Linked DNA regions of Homo sapiens: region 2 is linked to region 1. A link is a loop called in an ENCODE intact Hi-C map of the cell type or tissue named here. Cell type or tissue: mammary epithelial cell. All regions are shown on one strand. Each heading gives the region's core, and the rest is flanking DNA. Links, peaks and the distances in the headings are about the cores only. Region 1 has its middle 4.1 kb from the start of AHCYL1. Region 2 overlaps CSF1 (colony stimulating factor 1).

Region 1 (2,905 bases), core at 153-2,652:
GGATGCCTTCTCAGTATGAACTTTAATGTGTGGCAGCTTTGGGAACTGAAGTAAGATACATCAGGATCTCTGGTCCAACCTAGAAAAAAAGCATGTGAGGAAGTTCCAAGGGGCTGCTGGTCACACAGCCAGACCCCGGGGCCAGGTTGGGCCAGGAAAGCAGCAATTTCTCATGGCTGGGGCAGTGTCAGCCCTCCCTTTTGAGGAAACACATCCACATGTCAACAAGTACTCAAAACCAGCAATGACAATCCTTTCCTGCAGCAGACGGGTTTCTGCTTATTCCTGTCATTCCGGGAAGCGGAGCGAAGAGAGAATTCCAAATTCTCAACAATAGCTCCTTTGCCCTCCATGGTTAGCCTGGACCCACATCTTAGTACCTTACATTTGCACAATATTTGCAACTTGTTCAAAGCTTTTGCATATTTATGATCTTACTGGATTAGGTCATTACAAGCCCCAGATGGAGAGCTATCAACCTGTCTTGCATGAGGAAGAGGAGGTCAAAAAAGGTCCAGGATGCCAGTGGCCAAGTTAGTAGCAGAGTGAAGATTTGAGCCCACATCTCTGCCCAGTTTTCCTGCTTCCTCACACCATGCAGCCTCGCCATGAGTCAGCTATCACGAGTTCCAGACACAGGACCTCAGATCCTCTAGGGCCAAAAGGTGCCTCCTTATCCTGGTCCTTGTTTACAGTCATTATAACTGCCCCCACTACTTACATTTTTGCTCCCTTTCTCTGGCAGGAGCTGGTGCTGTGACCCATCTTCGCCTGTTTTGCTTGAAAGCCATCCCCACACCCACTCCGAAACCACCTCCCTCCATTCCATTATATTGCACTAGTTGGAAACAATTCAAATACCGAACAATAGGAAAACAGTTAAGCAAACTCATAAAGCAATATGACAGAAAGCTTGGAAAACATGGACAATAATAACAAGTATGTCAATGCTCTCCGTTCGGGTCATGTGTTTTTGAAATATTGTAATTTGATCAAAGCAGAATACAAAAGGACATGAACCTACCAATCACAGGTATGTAAAAATGAGTTTCTGCAAATTGCTAAGAACTAGGAGTGAACTTAACAAGATGAAAAGAAATTTTTAAAAAATCTTCATGGATTTTTCTTTCCTATAATGTTCAAAATGATAATAAAGAGTAAGTGATCCTAATAAATATGACAATAATAAGCAGAGGGGGAGACAGAGAAGGAGGAATGTTTTCCCACTGGAACTGGAGAAGGGGAAGGAGAAAAGGCTGAGGGTAGGGAGGGAGGGAGCTCGGTGGGAAGTAGGAGCCAGGAAGCCTGAGGACCAGCACCCACAGCCACAGAGGTGCAACCGGGAGCCCACCCTCTGGGGGTCCCTAAGGGCCAGCGAGGTAGGTGACCAATCTGAAGTGGTGCTCCAGGGCACCTTTCACAATAATTACAATGTCAGTGGTGCCTCCTAGAGCTGTGCAAGGTAGCAGTTCTGGGACAGAAAGAAGCCTGGAGCTGGAGGGTTTGCCCATGCTGGAGAGCTAGAGACAGAGCCACTGCCCTCTTCACCTTCTTCCGAACTTCCATTGTCACCCAAGATCTCTGCAGTTTTTCTGCACTTTCATTCCAGAGGGCTAACATAACACCTGGCCGACAGGAGGTGAAAGGCCTTCAGGAGGAGCACAGCCTCCCCCTGGTGGGGAGCCTGACTGGCAGGGAGCGGGCAGTTCCAAAAGGTGCCAACCTGGGCTCCCCTGAGACTCAGGGACAGTGCCCTCCACAGACATATCAAACTCAACATGTCCCAAGCTGACTCCTCTCAGCAGCCCCCCTCCACCCCTCTAGCCACACTTGCTTCTCCTCCTGTGCTCCCCAGCATGGCAGACATCACCACCACCCACCCAGGGCTTAACACGCCCTGCAGGATCTGGCCCTGGCTTCAGCGCTCACTTCACCCTGCTTTGCACCCTGTGCCCCACCCACATGGGGATATTTACAGTTCCCGTAATATGCCAAGCTGTTTCCATCACCATGCCTATTCTCAGGCTGTTTCTTCAGCCTGGAGAATCTTCCCTCCCTTGCCCAGCTGCTTATCTGTCAAGACTCAGCTCTGGCAGCATCTCCCTCTGTGTCATCCCTTTGCCCTCCACTGCACCCCACCCCCATCACCTGTCCCCACGTAGAGATCAGCACCTCAGCTTATTTATCTCTGTAGTCCCGACTGACATCTAGCCCTGCTGCTGGCACTTCTTCGGCACTCAATATATATTTTATAAATAAAAGAACAAATGACTGAATGTAGAACATCAATTTGGGGGTGGACAAACAGTGAATCTGATTAACAAGACCAAGCCCACGTGTGGTAGCCCAATGCCACTACATTTCTGGTGACAGCATCTCCCAATTCACCACTGCCCTTAGGCCACTCCTTTCTAGCAAGGGTCTTCGCTCCAGGCCCTTGGAGACTTCCCACCACCACACACAGCAGGTGCATCTGTCTTTGGGTCCCTGTTCTTCTCCAATTGCCCCGTGGGGGGTCTCTCACCTGTGTGTGGATGCGCTGTTCAGGGCAGTGAGCTTGCCAGTAGAGGTGCTGAGTCAGGTGGGTGGGTAGGCTGAAGACAAGTCATCTCTTGGCATTCATGAGAAGCAATCGCCTTAGCTGTGCCATGTGAGGCTATCTTAGGATGGGTTTTGGGGGTGGGAGACAGGATGCAATGATTCTCACGGATGTTATGTTGTCACACTCCCTGGCTGGGTGAGCTCTTTGCTCTCCAGCACACACGTGATGGAAGGGATGGCAGCCACCCATGCCCCCTGCAGTGGCTGGTTTCCAAGAATGTCCCGGGCCCCTGGCCTCACTTGAACCACATAGGCCTAATGCTTTCCACCAGGGTAGGGGGTGCTGCCCTTCCCCTTTCCAGTC
Region 2 (2,905 bases), core at 247-2,746, 52 kb before region 1:
AACCCCTCGCCGTGGTCTTGGCCCTCTGTCCCACCCCTCTACACGCCCACCCTCCTTTCCCCACTTGCTTATTCTCAGGCCCGTCCCAAGCTTTCCTCTTCCCCCTCAAGATTTCACTTGGAGAGGGAATCCAGGGCAGGGGCTACATCCAGATCCCACTTGGCCCGGCAGGTCCAGCCCTAAGGTGGTCTCCAGGCCAGGCACCAGTGGCCTTGGAGAGATTGAGTGCCAGCCCCTAGAGTGACTGCTGCTGTGATTTGAGAAGTGAGAGAGAGAAACATAGAGGCAGAGACTGAGATAGGGACTCAGAGCCACAGAAAATGCAGACACCAGCACCTCAGCCCTAAGCAGCTAGAAGATGGGGCAGCAGGCTGGAACTCGCTCACTGGGTCCTTCTCCCCTCCTGGGCCCTAGCTGGGCCTGTGGCCTGGCTGTACCCAGCATGGCTCATGTCCAGTTTATGGTTCCCCTTCTTTCCCTCTAGAGCATGGGAATGGGCAGGGAGCCAGAGGCTGTGGTTCCATCTTCCCTCCTTACCCAGTAGGGCCTATGGATGTTAGGGAGGGAGGCTCCACACAAGGTCCAAAGTCAAACTGTTGGATGGGGTCCAGGGGATTTCTGCTCTGGGAACAAAGCGTCCTGAGGATGCTGGGCAAGAGGACAAGGATGGGGGTGGAAGGCGAGAGGACAAGGCCCTGACTCCCATGGATGATGCGGGAGGCAAGGCCCTCGGCCCATCCAGGAGGGGCTGGGTTGCTTAGGGGTCGCGTGCCAAATGACAGTGTGGGAATTTCCTTGTCCTGGCACTGCCTCTAGACTTTTCCTCTCTGGCCCAAGTTGTTCCTCTTCAGCTAGCTCTGCCCTACTGTCTTGAACATCATATGTGATGCCCCTCTGATGAAATGAAAGATTCTTCTTTGCTAGTGTTAGCAGGAATCACCCTTTGTTCACTGGACCAAGGCCAATGAGATGACCTCGCCTGAGGAGGGGTCCAAAGACATTCAAGTGCCCGCTTCGCTCCTTGTCAGAGCCCTCTGCTTGAGCAGTAACCCCTCTTCCCAGCCCTGCCCAGACCTCTCCCGGGCCCCGTTATCTTCCACTGAGGCCCTGATTCCCCAGGAGGAGGTAGGAGGTGAGGCCAGTTGGGCCAGAGGCCTGGGCTGGTGCCAGAGAAAGCTGCCTGGTCTCTCTGTGGTGTCTGGAAAGGCCAGGGAAGGGAGGAAAGGAAGTCCTGCCTGCAGCACCGCCAGCAGCCCACAGGAATGCCACACCTCCCAATCCATGTCCTCAACGACCCTCCCCGCATTCCCACTCTGCTGACTAGCCTTTCCTTCTCTCCCACAGCTGGACGCACAGAACAGTCTCTCCGTGGGAGGAGACATTATGGGGCGTCCACCACCACCCCTCCCTGGCCATCCTCCTGGAATGTGGTCTGCCCTCCACCAGAGCTCCTGCCTGCCAGGACTGGACCAGAGCAGCCAGGCTGGGGCCCCTCTGTCTCAACCCGCAGACCCTTGACTGAATGAGAGAGGCCAGAGGATGCTCCCCATGCTGCCACTATTTATTGTGAGCCCTGGAGGCTCCCATGTGCTTGAGGAAGGCTGGTGAGCCCGGCTCAGGACCCTCTTCCCTCAGGGGCTGCACCCTCCTCTCACTCCCTTCCATGCCGGAACCCAGGCCAGGGACCCACCGGCCTGTGGTTTGTGGGAAAGCAGGGTGGACGCTGAGGAGTGAAAGAACCCTGCACCCAGAGGGCCTGCCTGGTGCCAAGGTATCCCAGCCTGGACAGGCATGGACCTGTCTCCAGAGAGAGGAGCCTGAAGTTCGTGGGGCGGGACAGCGTCGGCCTGATTTCCCGTAAAGGTGTGCAGCCTGAGAGACGGGAAGAGGAGGCCTCTGGACCTGCTGGTCTGCACTGACAGCCTGAAGGGTCTACACCCTCGGCTCACCTAAGTGCCCTGTGCTGGTTGCCAGGCGCAGAGGGGAGGCCAGCCCTGCCCTCAGGACCTGCCTGACCTGCCAGTGATGCCAAGAGGGGGATCAAGCACTGGCCTCTGCCCCTCCTCCTTCCAGCACCTGCCAGAGCTTCTCCAGGAGGCCAAGCAGAGGCTCCCCTCATGAAGGAAGCCATTGCACTGTGAACACTGTACCTGCCTGCTGAACAGCCTGCCCCCGTCCATCCATGAGCCAGCATCCGTCCGTCCTCCACTCTCCAGCCTCTCCCCAGCCTCCTGCACTGAGCTGGCCTCACCAGTCGACTGAGGGAGCCCCTCAGCCCTGACCTTCTCCTGACCTGGCCTTTGACTCCCCGGAGTGGAGTGGGGTGGGAGAACCTCCTGGGCCGCCAGCCAGAGCCGGTCTTTAGGCTGTGTTGTTCGCCCAGGTTTCTGCATCTTGCACTTTGACATTCCCAAGAGGGAAGGGACTAGTGGGAGAGAGCAAGGGAGGGGAGGGCACAGACAGAGAGGCTACAGGGCGAGCTCTGACTGAAGATGGGCCTTTGAAATATAGGTATGCACCTGAGGTTGGGGGAGGGTCTGCACTCCCAAACCCCAGCGCAGTGTCCTTTCCCTGCTGCCGACAGGAACCTGGGGCTGAACAGGTTATCCCTGTCAGGAGCCCTGGACTGGGCTGCATCTCAGCCCCACCTGCATGGTATCCAGCTCCCATCCACTTCTCACCCTTCTTTCCTCCTGACCTTGGTCAGCAGTGATGACCTCCAACTCTCACCCACCCCCTCTACCATCACCTCTAACCAGGCAAGCCAGGGTGGGAGAGCAATCAGGAGAGCCAGGCCTCAGCTTCCAATGCCTGGAGGGCCTCCACTTTGTGGCCAGCCTGTGGTGGTGGCTCTGAGGCCTAGGCAACGAGCGACAGGGCTGCCAGTTGCCCCTGGGTTCCTTTG

What was found. Peaks named below come from ENCODE experiments on the same cell type or tissue, not always from the same donor. Only the 100,000 strongest peaks of a DNase experiment are listed, where the experiment ranks them.
Region 2: a loop joins it to region 1, with 3 times the contacts of the local background. A loop is called at or near these places in 75 of 110 quality-filtered maps.

The regions. Positions count from the first base shown.
Region 1 is chr1:109,979,174-109,982,078 of GRCh38, forward strand. No RefSeq gene overlaps it. Among named protein-coding and RNA genes, the nearest start is that of AHCYL1, 4.1 kb to the right of the region's middle. In mammary epithelial cell, for the core only: a CTCF peak has its summit at 1,676 (motif pointing left); a DNase peak (open chromatin) is centred at 618.
Region 2 is chr1:109,927,508-109,930,412 of GRCh38, forward strand. It overlaps CSF1 (colony stimulating factor 1), which reads left to right. Exons shown (of 9, transcript NM_000757.6): 9 at 1,345-2,905. Among named protein-coding and RNA genes, the nearest start is that of CSF1, 18 kb to the left of the region's middle. In mammary epithelial cell, for the core only: no CTCF peak of the experiment used is centred there; DNase peaks (open chromatin) are centred at 1,364 and 1,794.